Regions from separate parts of the Mus musculus genome. Here all the other regions are linked to region 7. Evidence: chromatin loops called from intact Hi-C (ENCODE). Cell type or tissue: heart. All regions are shown on one strand.

Region 1 (4,000 bases), 74 kb before region 7:
AGGCAAACCTCTCTGGTCTCCTCTCTTAGAGCTACCCTGTTCTGTCTAATCATGTCTCTGTATGGTGGCTCATTCTTCATCAAATGAACACACATAGGGAGTAGGTCAGCTTTCTCTGGGTCTTTTGAGTCTTTACTGCTGAAGGCTTCTGGCCACATCAATGATCAAGTCAGCTGTATTTTGCCCACTCCTGTTAACTAGTCTTTTGTTACAGAAGTGGCTGTTACTTTGTGATAAGGAACAGAGAAATCACATTTTCTGAAACCCAATGGGCCAGTTCAAAATGGAACTATAGTTTTTATGGCAAAGCAGGTACATAACATGTGATTTCATTCATTAATCCAGGGACACACTGTAGCAGTAAATTATGGGTCAGGGCTTCCAGCATCCAGAATGTTCTCCAGCTAGACTTTCAAAAGAAAAGTGACCACATGACCTTGTGTTAGGGGTGGCCTCCAGCTTTAATATATCGTGGGCCGAGAAAAGGACTCTAAATTCCCTGCTTTTGAGACCCAGGTGCCTTTTCTTTCTTGTGAATTTGTGAGTTCTTTATAGGAAAAATGTACTTGTGGTTCTGAGAAGTACAATGACCTGCAAACTCTCCTTCAGTGAGCAAAGGCAGAATGAAATTTTTGGGCATAGATTGGTTACAGAAATTGTCTTAGGGTTTGCATTGCTGTGAAGAGACACCATGACTAAGGCAACTCTTTTTTTTTTTTTTTTAAGATTTATTGATTTATTCTATTTAAGTATACTGTAGTTGTCTTCAGACACACCAGAAGAGGACACCGGATCTCATTACAGATGGTTGTGAGCCACCATGTGGTTGCTGGGATTTGAACTCAGGACCTTCAGAAGAACAGTCAGTGCTCTTAACCGCTAAGCCATCTTTCTAGCCTGGCAACTGTTATAAAAACAACATTTAATTGAAGCTGGCTTACAGGTTCAGAGGTTCAGTCCATTACCAACATGGCAGGAAGCAGGGCACAGTCCAGGCAGGCACACTGCTTGAGGAGCTGAGAGTTTTACATCTTAAATTGAAGGCCAACAGAAGAGTGTCTTCCAGGCAGCTAGGAGTCTCAAAGCCCACTCCCACAGTGACACACTTCTTCTAACAAGGCCACACCCACCCCAACAAGGCCTATTCTCCTAATAGTGCCATTCCCTGGGCCAAGCATATTCAAACAACTGAAATAGTTCCCTGTACTCTCCCCTTGAGCCCTGATTCATGTCCTAGACCCTGTTATGAGGGCTCTCTGCTAGCAGTTTTGGGGTCTAGCCTTCAGTTCTGACCCTTCTGAGATCCTCTCTTGGGGAAAGAGGGAAAGGACTCTCCTTACCTTCTTGTATAAGGCTCTGCTCTCATCTCTGGCCTGCCTCTGTGTGCTGTAGCTTGGCATGTGGCCGGCCCTACATTGCTTTGTTGGGTGCATAAGAGTGAGACTGCAGGCTTGCAGTTGGGGTTGCTAAATCCCAGTATCCTGATGAATCATGGGAGACTCGAGCGGCCGAGGGTTCAACCACTTGGGCTGCCAAAGTTCTGGACTCAACCTTTTTATTGAAATGCACACACAGAAAAGTATACAAATCTGAAATATGCATAAGTGAATCTTCATGAAGTGAACGCACTTGTAGCAAAATAAATCAACCCTGTCTGGCACCTGGCCTCCTTCCTGTCTCTTCATCACAACATTTTTCACGTGCAAGAGGAAATACTAGGAGACCATGGTTCTGATTAGGCTAGGCGGGGTTCTGTGCTTGAGGATTTAAGGGAGGAGCATGGATTGATGGTTAAGGTAGTTATGTATGCCCTGGGGAATTGTTGAGGTAGGGGGGATGTGTTGGACTCTGAGTTAGGGCTTCATAAATTTGTTAGGTTTGTGTAGAAGCAGGAGCTATTTAGAGAAGGCCTTGGGGGCATATGTGGGAGGGGCGGACCGGTTTGGAGGCGGGGCCTAGGAGCGAGGCAGGGCGGAGCCAGTGTGTGTGGGAGGAGCCTCCGCGCTCGGAGGGCGGGGCTCGCGCGCGCGCGCTCGCTGCCGGCGCGCCCCCTCTCGGCCGCCATGTTGGCTGGCGTGTGGGTGTCAAACGCTGCACAGGCTCGGGTCGCTCCCGCTTCTCCCGCGTCGCCGGCGGCTGCAGCCTTGCACTCGCGCTGGCCAGGAACGGAGGTGAGCCGGGACTCGCGGGGCTTGGTGTGGTGGTGGCTCGGGAGTCGGGGCGGGGCGGGGCTGCGCGCAGACCTTCTCTTCCAGTGCGTGGACGCCCCTAAGAGCACCGGCTTCCCCCTCGCCGGCCGGGGCGTGCACCGTGCGGCCAGCCGGACCCCACCCGGCTGGACGGCTCAGCCAGGCCCCGCCCCACCTGAGCCCGCTCGGAGCCGAGAGAGAGGCGACGTCTGCCTCCCGGCTTTGGCTCCTGTCCTCGCCTCACACCTCAGCGACAGAGCCTTCAGTTTGGAACAACCCCGCCCCTCCCCAGAGCGTGCTCGCCCCTCGAACCGGGTCCGAGCCGGCCGGCCCTCCCTCAGGGGACCGGGGGAAGGGGATACTCTTCCCCACGTCTTTCTCGCCCCCGGGACTGGATTCCCCTTCCCGGCCCCCACTCCACAGCACAGCGGGGACGGGGGCGGCGAAGCCAGGCTCCAGCTGCCTTTTGTTCCGCGTGGGATGGCAGAGACCTGGCGGCCCTGTTGGGCGAGTCCGGGTGGGCGAGCCGCGCGTGGGGTCGGCCTCTTCCGGGAGACCCTCGCTCTCCCGTGGGCCGGCTTCGTCGGAGCGCGAGCCGAGCGCGTTGGGAGAGGCAGGCCATTCCTAGAGGAGTCCGGGCCAACAGGTTTTTGTTTGCAACCTGAAGTTGGCCCAGTGGTTTTGCAGGGGGAGCAGATTGTCTGAGCTCCCTAGAAACCCTAGGTCGGCCGGTGTAAGTCTGTTGCTTGGTCTCGGGCCTCAGTCCTTCCCAGCGGCCTCTTCACTTTAGTGCTGCCTTGGGAACGCATTTGAAGTCTATGTTTCAGAAAAGATAGGATTTAGCTATTCTTGTGTTTTTTGACTAGGGGAACTAAGGCCCAAAATGTGTTAGCTTGCCCAAGGTCATCTAGGGATAGGGTGTTTGACACAGCTGGAAGCCCCAACTCTGGGACACTTAAGGATTTCTTCAACGTTTAGGATTCCCCCAAATCGCTTGCCTGCTATTTTTAACATTCATACAAGAAAATGGGCAAGGGAAGATGAGAAAGAAGTGTGAATTCTTCTTTTGCACAGTCAAGAAAATACCCTGTGGAAGAAGGGATTGAAATTGGGTTGAAATGATTGAAAAAGGTGAATTTCTTTGATCCATGTCCCTATTATGTAATATAAGAAAGACTTAACGGGAACTTTGTGGTCTTGTAACTCTAGATTTAGAGTGATAGCGGCAGATACTGGATTCTCTCTCGGTGATCGGCTTTGCATTGGTAATTAAGCTTTCCATCTATGTATTGTTGGTAATGAAGCTCTTGTCTGTATTTAAACGAGCTTGGGAGGAACTGCAGCTTTTCTTAGGGCATTTGTGATTAATGATTGTGTTGGGGAAACACCTGTAGGTCTTGGTTTTTTTTTTCTTTTTTTGAATGTTTGCTTTTGTTATGTTTGTGACAGGCTCTCACTGGGTAGTCAGTCTGGCCTGGAATGCACAGAGATCCACCTGCATCTGCCTTTTAGGGTGGAGATATTAAAGATGTGGGCCACCACACCCAGGCTGCTTTTGTGACTTTAAAGTTTGGTTTTCCTAGTTTTAAAGTTAGGCTAGTTATGTGTAACTGTGTGGCTGGGTTGTTGTTTCATAAACATGAATTGCAAAGTACTGTTCCACATGGGTTGATTTGAGTAATTTTGTTCAGTATTTGGATTTTTCCCTGAGCCCTGAGATAGAAGGATGGGGGCTGTGTTGGTCTCCTTTCGCTGCGGGGTGTATGGTGCCAAACATCTGAGTTACCAAGAAACGAGAAACTTTAAAAAAA
Region 2 (4,000 bases), 310 kb after region 7:
CTTATTCAAGACAATGCTTGAACAGTCTTAGCTAAAGCTTTAAGAGAAACAAACACCAGGGATACAAATGTGAAAGGAGGGCATCTGAGAATCCTTATCCGTAATCCAGAGAGTTGGTGCAATCTCTATCAAGGTACCAATGGCATTATTTACAGAAACTGAAAAAAAAAAAATCCTAAAATCCATGTATAAGCCACAAATTACCTTGGATCGCCTAAGCCGTCCTGAGCTGGAGCAGTGCTGGACAACTGGCTCTGGCGGTGCAGAGAAAGGGGAAGCTGGTGAACTGACCAGCTCAGCTACCACCCAGGCCCAGAGCCAGGGCTCTGAGTTGGCCCATCCCAGAATCTATATCATCTACAAACGGTTGGGACACATGAAAGGGCCAGTCTCGATGATTCAGAGCTGCAGGATCTTCACAACATGGGGCGACAACAGGATAACTGGGAGGTGTCCAGGTGAGGATCCGATATTGATGGTGTCACAGAAGCCAGGGACCTCGAACCAGGCCAATGACTCATTGCAGTGAACATTTGCAAGTGAAGATGTGTGGACAGAGTGGGACACACTATGACACACTGCAGCTTGCATGGGGAGATCTTTTCTATTCTTTGGGGTTGTTTAGGTGTTATTGGGGGGGAGGTTGCAAGAGTGAAGGGCAGATATGAGGGAACTGGGAGCTGAGTGGGACTGGGGTGCATGATGGGAACCTCACAAAGAATCAATAAAAGGTTTTTTTTTTATTAAAGATTTATTTATTTATTAGATGTAAGTACACTGTAGCTGTCTTCAGACACCTCAGAAGAGGGCACCAGATCTCGTTACGGATAGTTGTGAGCCACCATGTGGTTGCTGGAGTTTGAACTCAGGACCTTCAGAAGAGCAGTGAATGCTCTTAACCACTGAGCCATCTCTCCAGCTTCCTCAATAAAAGTTTTTAAAAAAAGGAATGAAAGAAGAAAAGAAAGTTGGCCAATAATTGCATCACAGTAAATGTTATTTAAAACTGAAAATGCTATGAAGGTTGGCTTACCACCTTGACCTCTCATGAGATGATAATTTTCGGCACATGTTCTGGGAGGAGCTACTATTAAAGTTGACCCCTCTCCTGGTGACTACTTCTACTGAATGTCATTTTCATCTTGATCTGGGTGCTTTATGTCTTCCACTGGGTTCCAGTCCGTCGCTTACAATCTGCTAATAGATTTTAGAAAGACCTTTTCTAGGTAAATCCTGTGCTTCTGGTAGCGCCTGCACAATGGGCTTGCACCTTCTGTTCCCTTTCCTTCATTCCTGGGATGTCAAATGCTTGTTTAAACCTGACCCTTAGACTCTCAAAAAAGCATTTATTTTCCTTTCTAACAAGAATGCTCCTTTATATCCACTCTGAGATGCCATCTCATCACAGCACAGTAAGCTGTAACCATGCCCTCCAATTATTCTTTCAGCATAATTTTAAAAATCGACTCTGAGGATCCCCACATGCAAGGCACTGTGACCTCTTAGCTGTGAGAAGGATGTCATATGCCCCTCTAGACTTGTCCACTAGCCTGTCTGTCTCCATAACCTTAACCCCAGATGCCATTTTGATGCACACTCAAGCACCCACTCACCTTTGAGCGTCTCCACACAATCTACACCTCCACCTGGCAATTCTGCTCCCACTTCCTCCCCCTTAACATCTCCATCTCCCTCTCTCACTCCCCTCCTCACATATCCACTTTAGAATTTCATATATGGGACTGAGGAGACAATTCTCCTCAGAGGACTTCCTTCCCTTCATGAGATGGCTAAGGGGGACGTTGGTACCATCTGGTTACAGGTCCCCTCTGTGTCCCAAATACAATCCGATGTGGTCATTTAGCCAGGATCCCTATATTTTCTTTCAGGAATTCAGAAGACACACTGTGACTTTTGGCCTAACATGACAAGATGGTCTGTGTCGTCCCCACCACCTGCTGCACACATAAGCAACCCTGAGACTGATCTTTAGTGTAGACGGGTTAATGGGTTCATACCTGTAATCGAGCTACAGCGGAGCCAAGCTCCTCTGGTTGCCTGATTTGGAACCTCACTGATCATATCAAACCACGGACATAGAAAGTGATGGGGGGGAAGGATCCGCCAAATCCATTTTAAAAGCCACTACTGTAACAGGTTGTGGGGATAACACAGGGAACTCCAGACTCAGACCAGCCTGGATGCACATTTTATAAGACAACCCTCTTCAAACTTTAAACAAAAACTTCAAATATCACGCCAGTGACTCTGAGACCCTCTTCCCACTTTATTAGGCATGGCCTTCAATGTCTATAAGAGACCCTGAGAGCGAGAAGGGTCGGATGGAAGTGGAAAGAGAGAAACAGTGAGCACGGGATGCTTCTGCGGCAACTGTCACGCCCAGTGCATCGCAAGAGGTCCTAGCGCGCCATCTAGTGTCTGTGTGCTGCAGTCTCTCAGAGTGGAGCAGGCCAAATCCAAGGACAACTTCCTCTGACTGTGGTCCACCAAGAATGCCCAAATTCCCATGATAGTCTAACAGATAAGAAGGAAGTTTCAGGGCCATAGAAAGAACAAAGAACAGATCACAGAGGGATACTCACAGCATCTTGTGTGCTTTGCAAGAGAAACACTAGGCCTGTGAGATGGCCCAGAGGGTAAAGGAGCTTGCCGCCAAACCTGACAGCTCGAGTTTGATACCTGGGGCCCACTTGGTGACAAGAGAGAACTAATTCCCACGTCCTCTGACTCGTGTGTTTGTGTGTGTGTGTGTGTGTGTGTGTGTGTGTGTGTTGGCATGGGCACCCACGTGTACCCAAATATACAGTAACAACTTTTAAAACCTTTTTTAAAAAGGGGGCTTCCATGAGATCATGTCTAATCTGCAAAGTAGGAAGGGGGAATCTCTCTCTCCTTGCTTGTGTGGGAAGGCCAGCCTCCATCTAAGGACCCCACACTCTGGTCAAATGTAGCTCAGCAGTACAGCACTTACCTATCATGTATGAGGTTCTAGATTTGATCTACAGAAATGGAAGATGGGGGGAGAAAGAGAGGAGGGGGGAAGGAGAGAGAGGAGGAGGGGGGAAGAAGGGAGGAGGAGGAGAAAGAGAGGAGAATGGGGGAGGAAGAGAGGGAGGAGTGTGGGAAGCCACATGTGCCGTTGCAGAGTGGCACTGACTACTGCTGGCCACCACGCATAAGATTGGACAAACAACCAATGTGTACATATGCAGTAAAGTTTTTTGCAAAGACACTGCCTGGCCCAGGCATGATAATGAGGTTCTGTAAGGTACTGAGAGTATAACCAATCAGATGTGAGACATGCAAATGAGGTATGATAATGAGGTTCTGTAAGGTACTGAGAGTATAACCAATCAGATGTGAGACATGCAAATGAGGTATGATAATGAGGTTCTGTAAGGTACTGAGAGAGAGTAGCCAATCAGATGAGGAACATGCAAATGAGGCTTAGTGCATAACCAATCCGGGTGTGAGACACGCCCCTCCTAGGCCTATAAAAGCAGCACTAGTTCTGGGCTCGAAGTCTTTTCGCCTCTACAATCAAGCTCTCCCAATAAACGTGTGCAGAAGGATCCTGTTGCAGCGTCGTTCTTCCTGGCCAGTCGAGCGCGCGCAAGAGAGGAGGGAGAAGGGGGAGGAGGGGGCAACAGAAGATGAACCATAAGTTGATTGGTGTCTAAGCTGGATGATGCTTACTTAATGATTGACTATATTTTTTTCTATATATATTTTTGAAGTACTGAGACTAGAACTGAGGACCTCACTCATGCCAAGCAAATACTTTGTCTGTAAACCATGTCCTAGGAAGGATGCTTAAAAGGATATTTTATCTGGAAAGAGATTCAAATATATAATTCTTGAGATTTGTTTTATTTGAATTATAATTAGGTATGTGCCTGTCTGTATATATGTACAGGTATGCCTGGAAGAAAGAGGTGTCAGATCCCTTTGGAACTGGAGTCAACTGCTGAGCCATCTC
Region 3 (4,000 bases), 120 kb before region 7:
ACTGGGGTTCTTTGCATCTCCCAGCTCTGAGGTTACAGACACAAACCACCACTTTGGACTTTTAAAAATATTTAGTTAGGTAGGTAGTTCATTTGTTATATGTGTATGTCCACCGTGTGCATGCAGGAACCCATGCAGATCAGAAGAAGCAATGGATCTCCTAGAAATGGAGTTACTGGGTGGGAGTTGCCATGTGGATGCTGGGAACTGACCTTGGGTCCTCTGTAAGAACAGAAAGTGCACTTGAGTGCTGCGCCATCTCTCCAGCACCCTCCAGCTCTTACACAGCTGCTTGGATTCACACTCTCGTCCTCACATGTCCGCAGGAACCACTTTGCATTATTTTTTTTGTTTTTGTTTTTGGGTTTTTTTTTAAAGATTCTAGATGGTTTTGTGTGTATGAGTGTTTGCCTGCACATATATATGTGTACCACAAACATACCTGGTGCCTACAAAAGCCAGAAGAGGGTATTGGGCCCCTTGAAACTGGAGTTACAGGTGGTTAGGAGCCACAGTGTGTGCGTGAGAATCCAGGCCTGCTTAATCCCTTAGCCATATCTCCAGCCCCTGTCTTAAAACAGAACCAACAACAAAAACAAATTTATTTTAAAAGATCAGTTGCAGACACACAACCACATACACTATGCTGGTGAGTTTTTCTGCGACAAGCTAGAGTCATCTGAGAAGAGGGAACAGCAACTGAGAAAATGCCTCCATCAGACTGGCCTGTAGGAATGTCTATGGAGGCATAGTTTTTGTTTTTGTTTTTGTTTTTAAGGTTTTTTTTTTTTTTTTTTCGAGACAGGGTTTCTCTGTGTAGCCCTGGCTGTCCTGGAACTCACTCTGTAGACCAGGCTGGCCCTGAATTCAGAAATCCACCTGCCTCTGCCTCCCGTGTGCTGGGATTAAAGGCGTGCTCCACCACGCCCAGCTTTTCTTTTTTTTTAAAGACAGGGTTTCCTGTAGTCCATGAAAGTTCAAGATGGCCTTGAACTTCCAAGGATGGCCTTCAATATCTGATCCTCCAGCCTCTGCCTCCAGAGTGCTGGGATTAAAGGTGTATGCCACCGCACCCGGCCCGAGACATATTCTTAATTAATGACTGATGTGGGAAGGCCCAGCCACTGTGAGCAGTGCTACCCCTAGGCTAGTGGTCGTAGGGGCAAAAGGACCATGGGGAACAATCCTGTAAGCAGCTCTCCTCCCTGGTCTCTGCCTCAGTTCTTGTCTCCAGGTTTCCACCTTGAATGCCTGCCCTGACTTAATGATGGGATGTGAGCCAAATAAGCCCTTTCTTCCCCAGGTTGCTTTTGGCCCTGGTGTTTCATCATAGCGACAGAAATCAAATGAAGACACACATAATTAAAAATAAATCTTGAAAAAAAAGAGTAACCAAGGAAAACACCCATTGACCTCTATCCTCCACGTGTGCACACGCGCGCGCGCGCACACACACACACACTATTTATTAACCATTTTTAATAAAGCTATGGGACAATCCTTGCACCCCTAAATTTTTAGGTAAATATTTGTGTATTTTATGTGCATGTGAGTGTGTTTTGAGAAAAAGTCTGCAGGTGCAGAAGCTAGAGCCTCCTGCAGGTGGTGAGGACAGATTTTTTTTTCTCCATATTATTTCTGTTTGTTTGTTTGTTTGTTCGTTTGTTTGAGACGGGGTCACTCTGCATGGGTATGTATGCCAAACTGGTGAGTTCTGCTTCCCTCAGCCATCTGAATGCTGGGATGAAAAGCATGTACCACCACGCCTGGCTTTCCCATTCTACCATTCTGTCTGTCTATATCTACCTACCTACCTATCCGTGTGTGTGTGTGTGTGTGTGTGTGTGTGTGTGTGTGTGTCCCAGCACGTGAGAGCATTCTCACTGCCACAGTGCGCTTGGGCAGGTTCTTGAGTCTATTCTCCTCTAAGTCATCAATATAGCCTAGATTTTTTTCCTAAGTGCACTTAAAAAAGAAAAGCTCTGGGAATGGAAGCCAAGGCTGTACAAACGTTAGACAACTTCCAACTCACCGCTTTCCCTTTGCCTTTTGACTCTCTTGACTTTCTGCCCAAACCCTCCTTCGAATCGGTTTATCCTCCACCATCACACCACCCTCTTCAGGTACCAGTTAAGTAAAAAAATTCCTTAAGTTTCTTTCACTGAGTAGAGAGACCCATCCCTTCACAGGCTCAAGAACCAGGCGTCCAGGGTGCGCCTTACTCGGTCCACAACGGACAGTTTCAACGTGTAGGAGTGCGGTGGGAAGCCGCATGCGCAGGGACGAGCACTTTCCCCGCGATGTGCAAACAGCACCACCGCCCTTCTGCCCTCTTGCGGCAGGCACCTTAGGCCTCCCTCCTGCCGCCGTTCTGGATGCTCAAACCACCAAAACCCAGCCCAGCGCAGGCATTTGGCCACCCAGGCTGAGTTTCCTCAGATGTAGAGACCCACACAGAGACCAGAAAGTAAAGTGTGTGTGGTAGCTGCAGGCAGGGTGGGGTAGGGTGCAGACCCCCAACTGTCCAACCCACGGAACTCAATCTCCAAGTTTCCAGTTTTGCCCTCAGACCCAGCCCCCCCCCCCCAGCTCTGCGGACTCAGCACCCACCCCGACCCAGCTTTTGGTATCCCAGCTTCCCCAGCTCCCCATCCCCCACCCACCCACCACGCCCAGCTCCCCAGCCTCACAGGTGGCCGTCACTCCTAGTCTCTCTGCTCCCTAGTTCCCCAGTTCCCGACTCTACAATCCCTTAACCCCGTTCCCGCAGTATCTCAGCCCCACAGCTCTCTAGACACCCCCCTCCCCCAGTCCTCCCCCATCTCAGCGCCCCCACCCCCCAGCATCACAGGGCGCGGTCGCGAGGGCAGTTGGCCAGGAGCGGCCAGCTGGGGGCGCTTCTGCCTTGCGGTTCCTGCGCTCGGGAATTTTCCACCCCAGGAACTCACAAATTGTTCTCCCATTATCTGATTTAAATAAAATGTGTATGTGTGTATTTTAAAAAGCTCTGATGGGTCAGGCTCACTGAGGTAACAATACAAACAAGTACTGCCAACCAAGAACGCGACCAAACGCTGAAGGAGCCTGGCCTCAGTCAAAGAAAGCTTGCTCTCTTCCTAAAGGAGATGGATAAACAATCGGACAGCAGGTTTGATTTGGTTTGGGGTCAACCCGCTGTCACTGAACTGCACCCCAACCAAAGATGGCAATTCTTCAGAATTTAAATTCTAATTCAGATGCTCGTAAGGAAACCCATGGTTTCATAGTGATATTGTGTTTCAAACAAAACAAAAGAGACACAGAAAATGAAACAAAAATTCACAGACCATTACTCTTTCTTTTACAATACTTCCTCCTTCTCCTCCTCTTCCTCCTCTTCCTCCTCCTCCTCCTCCTCCTCCTCCTCCTCCTTCTTCACATTGAAATGTAGACAGATGTAGTTGTGCATGGCAGCCTGTGCCTTTAATTCCAGAGCTAGGAAACTAGAGGCAGCTTTTTCTGAGCTCCAGGCCAGCCTGCTCCACAAAGTGATTTACAGGCCAGCCAGAGCTTCATAAGACCCTGCCTTAAAGATAGATAGATAGATAGATAGATAGATAGATAGATAGATAGATAGATAGATAGATAAAAAAGGCATAATAAAAACAAAGCAAACAAACACACTGGTGGCTGTGTGGTAGGGACTCATACTTTATATTTCTGTACATGTTCAAAAATTGCTAATTAAATAAAATTTAGTCTTGTCCACCTGTAACCCCATTATCCAGATGGCGGTGGCAGAAAGATTGATGCAAGTTCTAGGTCAGGCAGAATCTCTCTATCCAGTACATTAATTTCAGTACGGGGACAGAGTCTGTAGGAGACAATGCAGTGTTTGAGAAAGAATTAAAGTTGTCCTCACACCATGATGTAATGAACAGACCGACAGAGCGAGCATTAGGAAGAAATTGCCAGATCAGCGTGTGCTGCATGGTAGAGCATGCGCTTTGTACACACGGGA
Region 4 (4,000 bases), 1.6 Mb after region 7:
CACAGCATGTCCTCAAGGACACAAAGGTCACCAAACATATGCAAGTCTGGCTTTAGCTGTGATCTGAGTCTGGACACAAAACCTTCTGTGACACCGTCAGAAATTACGTCACTAGTACAGGTCAGGTGCTAGTCAGGCAACACAGGCTTTCGAGACTCCCAGAAAAGGCAGCTCTACTGGGGCTCATTGTGTCCTTGGGGGCCACAGGAGCTTAAGAGCTTCCTGGGCCAGGGCTCTGCATCCTTTGTCTTTGTCTCCATGCCACAGCTCCAAGTGCCAGAGTAAGAAGAAATGGGCCCCGTGGACGGATACGGACAATCCTATGTCAATCCTACAATTGACTTGACAAGGATGCATGCAAAGATGGGGCAGGTCACTTGGGCCTCAGAGCAGGCATAGTGGCACACCACAGGTCTGTAATCCTGGAATTCTGGAGGCTGAGGTAGAAAGTTCACAAGTTCAAGTACAATCTGAGCTACTTAGTTAATTCAGGATCATGCTAAGGTTATGTAGTGAGACATTGTCAAAAAAAATAAAAAAGGAAGGAAAGGAAAAGAGGGAGGGAGGGAGGGAGGGAAAGAAGGAGGGAAATAAGGAGAGAAGAAGGAAGGAATGAAAGAAGGAAGGAGGGGCTGGCGAGATGGCTCAGTGGTTAAGAGCGCCGACTGCTCTTCCGAAGGTCCGGAGTTCAAATCCCAGCAACCACATGGTGGCTCACAACCATCCGTAATGAAATCTGATGCCCTCTTCTGGAGTATCTGAAGACAGCTACAGTGTACTTACATATAATAAGTAAATAAATAAATCTTAAAAAAAAAAAAAAAAAAAAAAAAAAAGGAAGGAAGGAAGGAAGGAAAAAAGGCCTAGAAAATGAGCTTTCTGGGGTGTTCTGTCTGCTGTCCAAATTCTCACTCCAGGACAAGGACAGGTTCACATAACTTCTCAAAGCTCTTTTTGGTCCTGGCTGATGCAGTCAGGCTAATGTTGACCCAGGAGTTAAAATGTCTACAGAGACATGTCACAGTGTTTCCTGAGCTACCATGAAGGAGGCCCAGGTCACAGCCTCCCCTCCATTGCCAGCAAACCCAGGCCATCTGCTTCTCAGCTTTCTTTCCCAAATGGTCTTGAGAAGTGTCCAGAACAGAGCAACCACTCCACACTCTGCTGTGATTCTTACCATTTCATTATACAGAAGGAAGTCTGAGCAGACCTGCTGTGTGGGGCTGGCTTCCGCTTCCTCAGACACAATTCCTACATGCTGCCTGAGAGTCCCAAGGTCCTCCTTCCAACCAAGTAAACACAAAGCAGGTTGCAGGGAGAAGGGATACAGGGAAGTAGACATGATCCTTCACTGGGTGGCCTCTGTCCATTTTCCTCCAAATCAGTCCCACTGGGAACTCCTCCGGTCTCACATTAATGCTGGGCTACTGCGGCTGGGGTAGGGGATGTGGCAACTCTCCATGGTGAATGTGGAAAGTTCCAGCAAACCCAGGATTTCCAAAACACATGCTTCCTACCTTTCCAACCCTGAGCAAGTCTCCTGACTTCTCAGCCCCTCAAACTCTTCATCCTGAAACTGGGCACTGGGAAATTCAACTCCACATACAAGAAACCAGGCATCCGGTGAATCTTTGGCAGGGCTAGCCTGTGCCATTTTCTAAATTAGATATTAGTGTCCTCCTCAAAGACTGTGCCTGACATGGGCAGACCTGAAACAGCCCATTGGCATCAGCTACCAGAGCTAGCTGCTCCTAGGCACCAGTCCTTCTGCCAGGGACCATTCTGGCAGCTGGCAAAAGCCTCTAGGGACAACCGGGAACATACAGGAGGTACTGGAGAAGGTTCAGTGAGGGACGCAATTCTGCAATCTCCCCGTGGGACGATGACAGTGGGATGTTATTTCCTGCAGGCTTGAGGGGCTCTGTGCAGGCCAGAGCCCTTTAGGGATGGGCACATGTGTCATAAATGGCAGCCTGCCCCCTCCTTCCCTGCCTCTGGGTCCTTTCAGTTCCCTGTCATGTAGCCAGGTGGCTTCACCCAGCTGCCAACTTGCCAGCCTCTTTGTCCTCCTCTGCCCCAGCCTTTTCCCGAAAGCTGCATCCTCAGGATGCAGTGTTAATTGAAGTTCTGATTGCTAAATTGTCCTTGGAGCTGAGCGGAGCGGAGCATGGAGGGCACCGTGGAGGCAGCTCTGGGCTGGGTCCTCAGCTGCCCTGCTGGGCGGGGAGTGGCTATAAGAACAACCCAGCACAGCCACAGTGTGATGCCAGCACAAACATCCTCCAGCCTCAGCCACCCACCCAGCTTTGACTGTTTTCCTACCAATGCCCCTGAGGTCGTGTGTGAACACAAGGAAGTTGATTTTTTTTTTCCCTATCCTATTTTTAAACCTGGCTGGGCTGGCAGCGGTCGCCATTCAGTGCCCTGGCCTTATTTTCTAGCTGCTGCAGACAGACAGTCCACAGAGAATGGCCCAGTGACACCTCTGCTGGCCCTGGAACCCAGCCTGATGGCTCTGGGTGGGTGTTTCCTTCACAGCCTGGGAAAATCACTGGCTCCACCCCCCTGGTACTGAAACTGAGGTTGAGAAGAGATACCACCACCACCACCACCACCACCACCACCACCACCACCACCACACTACCCATTTCCAGAACATTCCCGTCATCCCAAAGAAAGCTCATTTAGATCTCTGGTTCCCATCAGCCTGAATTCTGTTACTGTGGTGATTCTGCACAGCTCCTGCAAGTCACCCCTCAGCCATCCTCCAGGCTGTAACCTTAGTGAGGGCTTTCTCTCCTTTCTCCAGGTCTGTCCAGTTGCACATCCCACAGGGGATGGTGGGACGATCTGTCTGTCTGTCTGTCTGTCTGTCTGTCTCTCTCTCTCTCTCTCTCTCTCTCTCTCATTCACTCACTCTGGTGAGCACTGCTGTTGTAGCTATTGGGAGAAGCTTCTGTCTGGACTCCTGGTTTGTGTTCTGTGTGGATGTCAGGCTAGGGTTGCCAGGCCTCTGTTGAACTGTTTAACGTCTTGAAGCTGAGCTTGCTAAGGGACTTGTTCTCTCTTTACTTGAAGGTGGAGTTTCAGGTGATGGCAAGGGGCTTTTCTGGGCAGCAGTGGCACCCCAGGGGTCAGTGTGGGGGCCAGACCCATGTGGAAAGCCTAGGTCACAGTGGAACCCAGGTTATGCATTTGACTCCGTGCACTTATGTCCCATGGTCCCCTAACTAGGAATATCACACCCCGGCATGTCTTCTGGGTCTCAGGTTGCTGTGTGCTGAAAGACAATCATGATAATCAGGAAGTGCCTGAGCACTTGGAGTTATCTGGTTCTAAGGTGAGTATCCCAGCAGACATGGGTTGACGGGTCCTGGGAGTAGGGACCCTGGCTCTCTGGCATCTCCCACACCTACTGCCTGTGAGCTGAGGCCCACTGGGCCCCCCCAGGCCTTGTTACTGTGCTTATGTTCTGCCTCGCATTGAACAGCTTCCTCAGAAAGCTTGGGGAATCCCATGGGCATATGTTTGCTCAGCACCACACACTCTACCTGGGTCTGAGCTCAGCTGGCCGGTTTGACTACACACAGACTGTTTTGTCTTGCACGTACCTTGTGGTCCACTGTGACACCTCAGCTTTTCTGGTCTGTTTTCTTGCCTTTATTTGAACACCTGGACTTATACCTTCTTGTGTGCTCTTTGGAAAATACACCACTGGAGTGCATACACTGGCTGCTGCTTCCTGTGGCAGAGGTGACCGTGCACGGGCCTGGCAGCCTCTCCAGGGCCCCACAGAAGGATAAATGGCATTCCATGGAAGAGCCTGGCAGTGAATCCTTCCAACACTAGAGTCTGGGCAGAGATGGAAATACCCATCCACACGACATATCCACATGATAAGCAGAGCTCTTCTGTGCCCAAAGGCCACCTCACACTGACAGGACAGTTTCGAGGGCATCATGAGGTATTTGGCTGAAGTCCAGCATGATTATGGGTGGGT
Region 5 (4,000 bases), 160 kb after region 7:
CCAGCTTTGGTTTCTAAAATAATAATTGATAATTCACTGGCTGTGACTAAATGGTTACAGGAAAGCCTAACTGTTGTCTTTGGGGTGAAGGACTGACTGACTTGGGCGTGACTTGTTTGAATCCATCAGTGTGGCAGACTTGGAGGTGATTAGAAGTCATCTGAGGGCTGCTGAGGGCCTCCAGTCTCACGTCTTAACTTGTGTCTTTCCATTTTCTCAAGTTCAATAATATTTTAATTAAAAATATTGGGGTTATCCAAAGATGGAGATCGCCAGAGTTCTGTGGCCATGAAGGTGTGGCTGTTATTTAGCCGAATTTCCGGTGTTGTTCATGGCTTGGATACGCTGACGGCAGGCCAGTGGAAACATCAGAGGAGTCTGGATTTTGAGTAGTATTTTTATTTAACACAATTCCAAATCATATTACGATAACATGCAATCAGTACAAAATACCAAGAAGACATTTTGTAGTCTTTTTTATATTTTTATTAATATTATTTTAATTGACAATATTAATTTAATTGACAAGCACAATTATGAACATTTATGGAGCACAAAGTAATGTTTTGATATAGCAGAGAATGTGGACTATTTAGGCCAAGGTAATTAGCTTATTTATCTCCTTGCGAGGCTATCATTTTATACAGTAAGTGATACATCTGAAATTTACTTAAAAAGAAGTTCTATTATAAGTTTGGCTGTGCTGAAACTCACTATGTAGACTAGGTTGACCTAGAACTCACAGAGAATTCTGCCTCTGCCTCCTGAGTTCAGGGATTCCAGGCATGCACCATCATGTCCAGCTACATCCAACTTTGTTTTGTTGTTATTGTTTTTTTTTTTTTTTAGAGTCTTCCCATGTAGTCCATGCAGGTCTTGAACATGGGATCAGCCTGCCTTAGCCTCCTAAGCGCTGGGATTACAGGTGTGTGTTCCCATGTCCAGCTGAGTTAAAATTTTAGAAAGGAATCTACTTTAAAATATAGATACATCTATATCCCAGGGTCTATATTTGGCCTACTTACTCATTTCATGAAGTGTATCTGTTGTGGGCAAAGTAGAGGGAGCTGGGGATTCTTGGAGGGAAAGAGTGGAGGCCCTGGGGAGGTGAGGGATGTGTGAGACCTGTACTCAGTCATTCTAGTGGCCTCTTAAATAGAAATACAGTAAGGTTGGTTTTATCTTTCCTGTTGCCAGCATTAGAGTGTGCAGCATGTAAGAGGTTCCCCGCAGTGCCTCAGAAGGCTGCAGGTTTTTACAAGCAGACTGATTAATCACAATGGCTATCAATTTCCTGTATGGTTTTTCAAACATGTAAATTATGGCTCTGCCCAGAGAATTCTGGTAAGCATCCTGCATCTTTTAATAGGGATTATGGCATCAGCGAAAATCAAGTCTGTTACTCAAATTACAGCCTGAGCTAGGCAGGTATTTCTGTTAAAAAAAAAAAAAAAAAAAAAGTTTGGAATGAGAGTGTGGTTTCTAGGCAAAACTGGGCATTCGTTTGAAGGAGGAAGCCAGAGGCTTTTCTTACTCCATCCTAGACCTGGCAGGTGGTTACTGATTCACTCCTGAGAGAAGCCTGCTGACCACTCCTGATAAATAAGATGTGAGGGCAGCTAGCACCAAAGAGCAGAGTAAAGATAAGCCTTTGAATTACAACTCAAGGCTTAGCCTCAGCCCTTCTATGGATTTGTATTTGCAAAGTCTGTGTATTCGGATCCCGTTACATAAGGGAATCGCCCCATCCTGTGTCCCGTCCCCCCCCCCGCCCCCCCCCCCCCCGTGTGTCTTGGCAGAAAGTTGAAAGGTAAGCAGAGGAGTAGGAGAGGATCATGGGGGATGAGGGTGGCTCAGGTGTGTCCTGACTGGTCTTGTGTGGAGGCAAAGTCAGGGAATCTGAAGAGCAAGCTATATAGTCAGATAACATGGGGCTCTGGGTTCAGTGAGAGACGCTGCCTCAAGACATAAGGTGGAAAGAAACCCTGCCTCAATATTGTAGTGGAGAACAATTAAGGAAGACAGCTGATGACAGACTCAAGCCTCCCTACACATGCACGTGTGCCTTCCCAAGTATCTACACACATGTAAATTTACAAACATGCATGCATAGGTCATATAGGTAAAAAAAGTTCATCATGAAGCAGTAGTTTTTCAGGAGAAACTATTTCCTTACTACTGGCCCTTTTCTTAATATCCAATTACCATAAGCAGAAAGGGTCCAAATAACTTCCTGAACCTTTTGCTCTGGCATGAATCCCGTCAGGTAGCCTTAGCAACTCTACCTTGCCTGATTGCCTACCAGTACTGACTTAGTGTGGCCATTGTCTCCATGAGCTAAGCTGTCAAATATCGCCCTCTGCAGGCCTGTGGTCAGGCATCATCATCTGCACTACCTGTCAGACCACGTGCTTCCTGGCTTTTATTGCTCGGCTCAATTGGAAACGCGCCTGTCAACAGGTAGGTAACCGTCCTCACTGTTGCCTGGGTCTTTCTGCAGATGCCAAACCAGACCAGATGTGGCAAGCATTCTTTCGTTTTGAGAAGTTTTTTTTTTCTTATGCTATTTTTATGCTTTTTAATTATTATTAGGTTTGTTTTGTTTTAACTGGATTTTGAGGTGAAGGGTTGTGAGACCCTGGCCCCGATCACTCCCCTTTGTTTGCTCAGTGAATAGTAAAACAGAATTCCATTTCTGGTCTCTTGCAGTGAAAAGCCAGTTTCAGGAGAAGAATTGGAACTAGAGATTTTCTCCAAGTTCATCCTAGTACTGTGTGTGTGAGAGAGAGAGTGGGGAGGGAGGGATGGAGGGAAGGGAGGGAGGGAGAGGGAGAGAGAGAGAAAGAGAGAGAAAGAGAGAGAGAGAGAATGCTTCCTCCCCCCCACCTTCCCAGGGTCAACATGAGGTCTGGGAACATGGGGGTAGACAGGGCAGTTGAAGTAAGAAGATGAGAAGGGAGAAGGGAGCATTCCAGCGACCTTGGTTGGTCCCTCTTAGATCTGTCTACTCCCTCCCTACCCAGGAACCTCTTCAGTCTTTAGGAAGTCACAGTGAACCAGAGCAGCTTTGTCTCAGGTGTCAGTCAAGGGACATGGCTTCTCCTAAGCCAAGTGGCCATGCTTAGCAAGGCTCCCTGATGCCACCCGAACTTGAGTTTCGCTGACTTTTCTAGGCTCAAGTACATGCCAATTTGAAGGTAAACGTGGCCCTGAATTCCGCTGTCTCTCACGAGCCTGCTCACCCAGGTAAGCTACAATTTTCTCAGCTCTGGGGCAGACTTGCAATATAGGACTGGAGGGGCATTTGTGGGACACATCTGGATTAGCTTCTGTGAGCTCTCCCTGAAGCAAGGCACTGACGCTTCCGAAACAGATGTCAAGTCGAGTTATACCCACTCTGAGATAAACTGACTTAGAGTTTGTTTGCTTTGATTCCATATATTAACGGACTGTGTTGGAGGGTTTAGGCTTCTTAGGCCCTCTGTTCATCTTGGTACCTCTGCAGGTATTCTATGGGCCTTTCTTTTCTTCTTAAAAGCATATTGAAAGTGTTTGGTCCATATGTAATAATTTTGTTTACTTCTGGGGTACAGTAGACATACCACTGTGTGTATAAAACCAAGTACTTCTGAGGGTAGTAGGGTCTGGCAGATCATATTTATCTTTCCTTTATGCTGGGTTGCAGACATTTCCAATACTTAATGTTTCTATGTGAGGAGCAAGTCTTGGAAGCTGGTTTTCGCATGCTTGTTTTAACGGGGGTCCCTGTGGTCAGCTAAGCATCACTCACTTTAAGTAGGTTCTTGCTTGGACCTTTGCATCATGCAAATTACATTAGGCTGTTTTTTTCTGTCAGTCTGGTCATTCTTCCATATCCCCGGTTCCTTGAACAATTAGTTATTAACCTTTCACTCCCATGAGGGAGGTAGAGTGGCTTCCTTCTACCTTCCTGCAATCTGCGGCTGACACGACAAAGATACACAGGAGAAGAAGAGTATTT
Region 6 (4,000 bases), 73 kb after region 7:
ACGTTTTCACCAACGCTTGATTTCTTTGTATATGTATATAATACCCACACGTGGATTGGTAAGTCATTTTTGACTAGTTTCCCCGATGGCTGGTGATGTTGAACATTCTTTCATGAACCCACTGATCTTTTGAATAGCCGGAAAGATGTCTGCCTGGTTGTCTATGTTTGTTTCCGGTTTTGAAGTTTGTGAGTTCTATACAGGTTGTGGATGTGAAACCTTCATTAGTTATAGACCTTGTGGATATTTTCTCCTCTTCCAGAGGCTGCATTTCCAGCTGCTGACTCTTCCCTTCGCTGCACTGAGGCTTTCTACTTTGACAAAGTCCCATGTGTCTGTTTCTCACACTTTTGTCATATCAAAAATTCACTGCCTAGGCTGGAGAGATGGTTCAGCAGTTAAGAGCACTGCTTGCTCTTCAAGATCTGAGTTTGATTCCCAGCACCCACATAGCTGCTCACAACTGTCTGTAACTCCAGTTCCAGGGGATCCAATGTGCTTCACACATGCAAGCAAAATACCAATGCATATAAAACAAAAATGAATTATTAAAAACTCGCTGACCGTTTCAATAACATGAAGATTTTTTTCCTAACTTTTCTTTGAGTCTTATTCTTTAACCATTTTGCACTGATCTTTCTTTGCATGTGGTGTAATATGGAAGTCCATGTCCATCATTCTAAATGTTTGATATCTACGTTCCCAGCACTGTTTGTTGAAGAGACTGTCCTTTCTCCATCGTGTGTCATTGACACCTTGTCGGGGATCAGATGCATGTCCATGGGTTTATGTCAAGACTTTGTTCTGCTCCACTGGTTGATACATCCACTCTCATGTTGTTACCATGTTGTTTTATGTTATGGGTGGGGAATGCACTCTTGGTATTTGGTATTCAGCCTGGAGCCTTGGTTACCCTAAACCCGCATTCTACCAGTGAGAATCTACATCTTTAGCTACATCAGATCCGTTTTTTGCATTCTACTTATCTGCTTGTCTGTCTGTCTGACTGTCTGTCTGAACTTGGGCATGTGCATGCTACACATGGAGTCAGTTCTTTCTTCCCACGTGGGTGTCAAAGATTAAACGCAGGTCATCAGGCTTGGCAACAAAATGCCTTTACTCACTGAGCCCTCTCACTCACACCATCTATTTACTTATTTATTTATTTATTTTGAAACAGAGTTGCTAAAATGCCTAAGGTTGTTGAACTTGCAATCTTCTTGTCTCTGCCTTGTAGGCTAAAATTAGAGGTCAAGGATAATATATATATACATATACATATACATATACATATACATATACATATACATATACATATACATATACATATACATATATACACACACACACACATATATATATATCGACAAAAAGAAATGTGATACTTCTACAGGCAATTCTCTGACCAATGGCACATGTAAATACATGAACATGTTTGCACACATACAATTAATTAATTAATTAATTAATAATTAATGCAATTGGGAAATAATAAAGATGACTACAATAGACCAGGTGTGGTGGTGCACGCCTTTAATCCCAGTACTCCTAAGGCAGAGGCAGGTGGATCTCTGTGATTTTGAGGTCATCCTGGTCTACAAAGTGAGTTTCAGGACAGCCAGGGCTGTTACCTAGAGAAAGTCTGCCTCAAAAAAACAAAAAACAAATGACTGTACAAATCTCTTTTTGAGATGCAAACATAGTAGATTTGTATGTTAGCGGTGTAGTTTATACAGATTCTTAGTGCATTTTTTAAGTTTGAACAAGATTTTGGTGGACTCTTTAAAGTTTCCTGTTCTAACACAATGCCAACTTCAAATCAAGATAATAGCTTTACAGTTTAATGTTACCTATATTTTGTATATGCATGTTGTGTATATATGCATTTGCATGAGTGTTCATGTACGTGCGTGTCTGTAGAATAGAGTATATCTCTAAAACATTTTTCCTGAGGACTGATGTCTCTGTTGTTAGATTAACAGATGAGTTAGGAACTTGTGCTATATTTTAAGATTTAATTTATGTGCTATGAGTGGTTTGCTTGCCTGCATGGCTGTGTACCACGTACATGTCTGATACCTGCCGGTGTTCTGAATTGTGTGGGTTGATTGAAGAAAGAATGTCACTCCAGAATGCAACCAGGATCTGAGGCCGCAGGAAGGAGTAGTCCCCGTGAGCTGAAGCTGGAGCAACCACACTGAAACATAGTTATTTATTTAGTTACTTATTTATTTAGGTTTTTTGAGACAGGGTTTCTCTGTGTAACCCTGGTTGTCCTGGAACTCATTTTGTAGACCAGGCTGGCCTCGAACTCAGAAATCCACCTGCCTCTACCTCCCGAGTTCGGGGATTAAAGGCGTGAGCCACCACTGCCTGGCTGAAACATATTTGTTGATTGTTACACAAAAGTTGTTTTTGGATAAAATGAGCTCCTCATACCAAAGCCCCTCATCTAACCTCTGCGTTTCCTGAAGGAAAACATCAGCCTTCGCCATGTGTGTCCTTACTGTACACTGTTTGCTGTACCCAATAATGCAAGGCATGTCAGGTGTTCCAGGACCATCCTGTGACCAAGGTCATGCAAGGCTTGTGTTGTGTGCAGTTTTTATGCTACTACCTTGAGCTCTGGGAGGTGATTGTGCTCTGGAGCCCCCACTCATCTTGCTCCAGGAAGTGGGCTTTACTATCAGCCCCTTCCCAGCTTCCCTTGAATCCTGGGATAAAAGACAGACAGACAGAAAGCAGGCAGACAGACAGACAGCACACATGCGGGCCTGCCCGCACGCGCGCGCGCGCGCACACACACACACACACACACACACACACACACACACACAGAGTATGTTCTTTTGTAACTTGCTTTCTTGGCAAAATTGCTCAGCATTGATAGCTGTCGCCTGGAAAAGTGTGCCCTTACCGATTTATTATCTCTGTCTCTTCATCTGCCCTAAACTTCAGTGGCTGGTTCCACTTAGTCCCTGCCAAACATCCATGACCACCTGCCTATAGTGGTGGCCACAGTCCCCAGCTGCCCCCGAGACCTCACATGGTTGCTGCATTCTTCTTCCAAAGCATGGCAGAAAACACTCCACTCCTTCCTTGTGTCTCCTCTTCCTCTTGAGACCCAGACGTCCCACCTGTACCTTCAGCTCAGCAATTGGCCCCTGGCTTCTTTTACTGACAAACTGGGGACCAATTGGGGAACAGGACCTTAGCATCAGAACCACTCCCCACAGGCTTGTCAAGCTCCTTCAGAAAAACAACTACTTGCTCTGATGTCTACACTACATACAATGATTCTACTATAATTCCACTACAGGTACCTTGTTACAGGTCTGAAGAAGGCAACAGATCCCCTGCAACTGGAATTACAAATGGTTGTGAGCTGCCATGAAGGTGCTGGGAATTGAACCTGGGCCCTCTGTAAGCACAGCCGGTGCTCTTAATCACTGATATTGCTCCAGCCCCTGGGCTGATATTCTTAGTAGCTAAAGAAGCAACATTAGTGATCCGATGTAAGAAATATCTAAATTATTCATCAGTGAGATAAAAGTACAACCTAACCATTCTATTCTACCTTCACTTTGTGGGTAACGGATCTGAGATAAAAGTTTTCCATAAGACTTGGCTGTTAGCACGAATGTAAAATTGGGCAGCAGTGTAGAAAGCAGTAGGAGGCACCTCAAAACCAAAAATAGAGCCACGTATTATCCATCTGGTCATGTACCTAAAAGCTTTGGAGTCAGACCCTCTGAGAGTCTATGCACAGCCGTGCTAAGTGCTGTCACCAAAGGGGAGGCAGCCCTGATGTCCACTAACAGCAAGGGTGGTAAACCAACGTGCAGTAGAATGTCACTCAGCCTTCAGAAAGGGGGGCTCTGTCACATGCCGAGTGGGCGATACTTAGGGACATTATGCTAAAGGAAATAAATCACCATAAAAGAAAGGCTTGTGACTCTCATTTGGGAAGCTTCCCCAAATAGCAAATGGCACTCTGTGC
Region 7 (4,000 bases):
AGTCATGAAGTTACAGATGGTTGTGAGCCACAATGTGGGTGCTGAGAATCAAACTGGGGCCCTCTGCAAAAGTACCCATTCTAACTGTTCAGTCATTTCTCCAGCCCCAAAGGCAGCTTACAACATCCTATAATTACAGCTCTAGGGGATCTGACCTGTGGCCTCAATAGCCACTTGCATTCATACCCATACACAGATATATACACACACATAATTTAAAATGGAATTAATCTCTAATATATATTGAAAGCATTAGAAAAACCAAAAAATATTAACATGTCCGTGATACAAATGAAGAAACTTGGGCTCAAAGAAGTCGGGCTTTAATTTTATTTTTTCCATTTGTTTGGTATTATATATGTAGCCCAGCTTGACCTTGAATTCCTAGAGATGCTCCTGCCTCAGCCTTCTGTGCTGGATTACAGGCATATGCTATCCTGTTTGGCTTCCACTTTTTAAACTATTGTATAGTATCATAGTGGTCTGCACTGCAGCCGCTTCCTGTGGTAAAAAGACTCCTTAAAACCTTAAGAAGAGATCCTTCATTTTGTCCTGGCTCCTGGTTGTTTTCTGCTGCCTGAGAAGGGGCCATGTTTTGTTTTCAGGTGGGGGTATTGGCTGATGCTGTCCAAAGCCACTGGCAGGTGGTTCTCCAGAGCCTGCCTGGTTAGGCTGCTACTTGTCCCTCTCAGCTGCCACTAACAGACTCCAGGGGTACACCAGCGAACCCAGTAGTGACTGTATTCTATAAACTAGCTTTCCCCCAAAAACAAATGCAATGTTTAGGTCATCTCTGACCTTAGTGTCTACCTCTTGGTCTCGAATAGAAGGGTATGATTCAGGAATCACCAAAGCTCTAACCAGAGGAGGCCCATGAGTCCAACTTACCGCTGTTGGGGCCCAGTCCTGGCCATACACAAAGCAGTACTTGCAGTAGAGGTCATCATACTCTGGAAACTGAGAGAAAAAGTATACAGGATTCTGTCTAGAAAGGGCAAACTGGGCCCACACATTAGCTAGGCAGATGCAGTGGACAGGAATTAGGAACACGAGGCATCTGGGACTGAGGAGGTGGACATGGGTTTCAGGGCGGGCAGGGAATGGAAATCAGGAAGTCAGGCTTAGTCCCAGACTGCCAATACCCGTAGGTTATTTTGCTCAGGGTCTACTTTCTGTCTTGTCTTTCTCAGTCCACATGTGGTAGGCCCCTTGCCCATCTTTCAGAGTTCCCCTTCAGTCTCTAGCTGGCTTAAGGATCATTGCTTGGCTCCCTTCACTTCTCTGCATTTCTGCATGTGGGTACCTAATGTCTATCTGATAACCCTGTTAGACTGAAGAAGGAACAGGTTTCATGCCTCAGCGCATCTCCAGTGCTGGGCACAAATTAGCTCTACAGAAATGATGCTCACGTGAAACCCAGAAGCTACAGGGCCAAAGAACATGGCTAAAACTGAGGGTCCCGGAGAAAGGAAGGCCCAGGGCAGACGCCAAGGAAGGTGTCCAGAGTAAGCAGCCCAGACATCCTCTAATCGGATAGAGGAAAACAGGGAGGACGCAGTACCAATGAATGGGAAGGCAGGAACACCTACTGAGCTTCAGACTTGGCAGAACCTAAAGCATGTCAGCCAAACCTCAGAATATGTAGGAATAATGGGCATTTTCAACAAGCAGCCCAGAAGAATAATGTAGCAAAGTTCTGTCTCTTAGACGGACCGGGTCAAATCCCACCTTGGCCACTGCCTTCCGGTAAGTTCCCAGCTGTTAAATGGATCAGCTGAGTCTTCAGTCCCATTAGTCCTAGGCCACCACTCAACCAAGTAAACAGGATCCAAGTGGTACCAGCTGAACGCCTCGAGGTCTGTTTTCACTCAAGCTTGTCCGGTTCATCTACCTGGAGCCAAGGTTCTCAAATGCTGCTTCTCCTTTCCATTTATTTGAGATGCTCAGAGCATCTTGGCTTTCTAGGAGCTGAGCGAAGAGCCCGGGGAGAGAAACAGGCCGTCCCCGGGCGGAGTCCACGACTGCTTACCTGTGCGCTCTCTACCTGCCCGGTGATCATGAGCAGGAAGACGCTGGGACTTGCTGCAGCCATTGCACTGATGGGCCGGGAGACCGGCGCAGGCCGCGCGCTGTTGCCAGGAGGCTCTCGGTTGTCTTGGAAACAGACGGTAAGTCGTCTAGGACAAATTTCTCAAGCGGTGACGAGTTCGCTCAAAGGTAAGAGTGCGCAGGCGCAGTAGTCTTTATGGCTTTGGGCACTGTCCTCCGTGTCTGTCGCGCGGAACCTAACCCCCAGGGGCGGGTCCACGGACCCGCACTGTGTGACTTCACTCGTCTGGCCATGCTTGAAGCTCGCAGGCTGCAAAGCTGGATGTTGAGAAGAAGCAGCACCGGCACTCAGGCCCGCGGAAAGTCACGTGCTAGAGTTACCTCTCTCCAGGTGGTGTCGCTGTTGCCACACACAGCGACGGCAAAGACGCCATCGTTGGAAGGCTTGGTGCGCGGGAGTGGTCCAGCGGGCATCACCCAGCACATTGTCTCAGGTGAAGAATGCGCCCTTCAGCCCTATGAGGCTCTTGTCATCGAAACCCGGAGACTCCATTTGTCCAAGTCCCGCGTCCTGCATGAGAAGCTGGAGCCCACGGAACCAGTCACCCAATTTTGGAAAATCACTGGTAGCTCAGGGATGTCAGAGCTTGGTCCCAAGCCACCAGCATCCTTTTCGGTAGACACCATTGTTAGTGCTTGGATTCAACTGCACTTACTCTATCACTGTCCAATTCAAGGTGGCTTAATGCGAGCTTCTTGCCTTTAGATCCCCAGCTCGACTCTAGGGGCATTGAATGCCTGGTCCTCATTGCCCGGCCAGTGCAAAATATTTGGGAACTACTTCTTTAATAAATAAAATTGAACACATCTCAGTTTTCTGGAGGGCGTGACTGAAATCCAGACCTGGAAGGTAATTTAGCCATATTCGTTACAGGAATTTAGCTGCAGAATCAGACTTCACTTTCAGAGCTTATAAGGAAACATCAAAGAGCACATTAATGATGAGGGAGCCTGGAAACAAACGGATGCAGATGTGTATACTTTAGGGAGCTCAGCCTGCAGTAATGACACCAGGTCACGCTAACTGTTAGCTTGGAAGTCAGTTGGCGGGATTCCCAAAGCCACCTATGGGGAAGAGGAAAGGCATGTGGTCACAGCGTTCTAGGTGGGCCGAGGTGCAAGCATGTAAGAAATTCTTTTAGCTTAGAGCCAAGAGTCATACAAGCAGAGGCTCTAGGCCCCTCTCTCCTAGCCGGTGGCTGCCACTTGCTGTTCTTTACTGAAAGCGTTGGAAAGATACAGGCTACTGAAAGGAAGCCTTCTCAATCCCCAAATTACTCATTAGATAAGGCTTTTCTGTCCTAAACCAACAGGATGAGACATTTAGGAAGAGGTCTGTGCTGGCTAGTTTTTTTGTCAATTTGGCACAAGCCATAGTTATCTGAGAGGAGGGAACCAAGATTGAGAAAGCCTCCATGTGATTGGGCTTGTAAGCCTGTTGAACATTTTCTTAATTAGTGATTGGTGGAGAAGGGCCAGGCCCACTGTGGATGGTGCTACCCTAGGCTGGTGATCCTGAGTTCTATGAGAAAACAAACCTGGGGATGATTTCAGTCACTGGTACCTGTACTCTCTCAGGCCTTTTCTGTCCTGTAGGAGAATGTTCCCATCTAGTTACTAAAGGCATCCATAGCAGGAGATACCGTATGCTCCTGGTTTGGGCATATGAGTGAAGCCATAAGTCTTCATCAAGGAACCCTCATTTTATAAAATGTTTCATTCTCCTTATCACTGCAGAGGTAAGATAATGAAAAGCATCCCCAGGCTCTCACCCAGCAGCTGTAGAGTGCTCGAGGACCCTGGTAGATGTTCTGGTGAGTTTTATGTCAATTTGACAAAAGCTAGGGTCATCAGAGAGACAGGAGTCTCAGTTAAGAAAATGCCTCCTGGG

What was found. A loop is a pair of places that touch in the nucleus more often than their neighbours do. Peaks named below come from ENCODE experiments on the same cell type or tissue, not always from the same donor. Only the 100,000 strongest peaks of a DNase experiment are listed, where the experiment ranks them.
Region 1: it touches region 7 in a loop (6-fold over the local background); 11 of 42 quality-filtered maps call a loop at or near these places.
Region 2: a loop joins it to region 7, with 6 times the contacts of the local background. A loop is called at or near these places in 12 of 42 quality-filtered maps.
Region 3: a loop joins it to region 7, with 8 times the contacts of the local background. A loop is called at or near these places in 17 of 42 quality-filtered maps.
Region 4: a loop joins it to region 7, with 15 times the contacts of the local background. A loop is called at or near these places in 2 of 42 quality-filtered maps.
Region 5: it touches region 7 in a loop (5-fold over the local background); 10 of 42 quality-filtered maps call a loop at or near these places.
Region 6: it touches region 7 in a loop (2.7-fold over the local background); 2 of 42 quality-filtered maps call a loop at or near these places.

The regions. Positions count from the first base shown.
Region 1 is chr11:61,577,738-61,581,737 of GRCm38, reverse strand. It overlaps Epn2 (epsin 2), which reads left to right and starts at 2,051. Exons shown (of 11, transcript NM_001252188.2): 1 at 2,051-2,171. In heart, a CTCF peak has its summit at 2,073; a DNase peak (open chromatin) is centred at 2,387; H3K4me3 peaks cover 2,349 bases; H3K27ac peaks cover 1,731 bases.
Region 2 is chr11:61,192,011-61,196,010 of GRCm38, reverse strand. Gm42080 (a long non-coding RNA gene) reads right to left here and starts at 312. Exons shown (of 3, transcript XR_879911.2): 1 at 205-312. In heart, a CTCF peak has its summit at 2,430 (motif pointing left); a DNase peak (open chromatin) is centred at 2,400; H3K27me3 peaks cover 911 bases.
Region 3 is chr11:61,618,815-61,622,814 of GRCm38, reverse strand. No RefSeq gene overlaps it. Among named protein-coding and RNA genes, the nearest start is that of Grap, 33 kb to the left of the region's middle. In heart, CTCF peaks have their summits at 1,583, 2,332 (motif pointing left) and 2,915 (motif pointing right); DNase peaks (open chromatin) are centred at 2,314 and 2,884; H3K4me3 peaks cover 1,660 bases; H3K27ac peaks cover 1,588 bases.
Region 4 is chr11:59,898,287-59,902,286 of GRCm38, reverse strand. No RefSeq gene overlaps it. Among named protein-coding and RNA genes, the nearest start is that of 1810063I02Rik, 21 kb to the left of the region's middle. In heart, a CTCF peak has its summit at 2,007; DNase peaks (open chromatin) are centred at 96, 1,876, 2,356 and 3,906; H3K27ac peaks cover 2,743 bases.
Region 5 is chr11:61,347,905-61,351,904 of GRCm38, reverse strand. It overlaps Slc47a1 (solute carrier family 47, member 1), which reads left to right. Exons shown (of 17, transcript NM_026183.5): 15 at 2,366-2,460; 16 at 3,174-3,246. Among named protein-coding and RNA genes, the nearest start is that of Slc47a2, 7.0 kb to the right of the region's middle. In heart, a CTCF peak has its summit at 2,364 (motif pointing left); a DNase peak (open chromatin) is centred at 2,374; H3K27me3 peaks cover 1,270 bases.
Region 6 is chr11:61,430,790-61,434,789 of GRCm38, reverse strand. No RefSeq gene overlaps it. Among named protein-coding and RNA genes, the nearest start is that of Rnf112, 21 kb to the left of the region's middle. In heart, no CTCF peak of the experiment used is centred here; no DNase peak of the experiment used is centred here.
Region 7 is chr11:61,503,301-61,507,300 of GRCm38, reverse strand. It overlaps B9d1 (B9 protein domain 1), which reads right to left and starts at 2,157. Exons shown (of 7, transcript NM_013717.3): 1 at 2,030-2,157; 2 at 889-957. The coding sequence starts at 2,092. B9d1os (a long non-coding RNA gene) reads left to right here and starts at 2,215. Exons shown (of 1, transcript XR_141098.4): 1 at 2,215-2,916. In heart, a CTCF peak has its summit at 2,434; a DNase peak (open chromatin) is centred at 2,260; H3K4me3 peaks cover 1,445 bases; H3K27ac peaks cover 877 bases.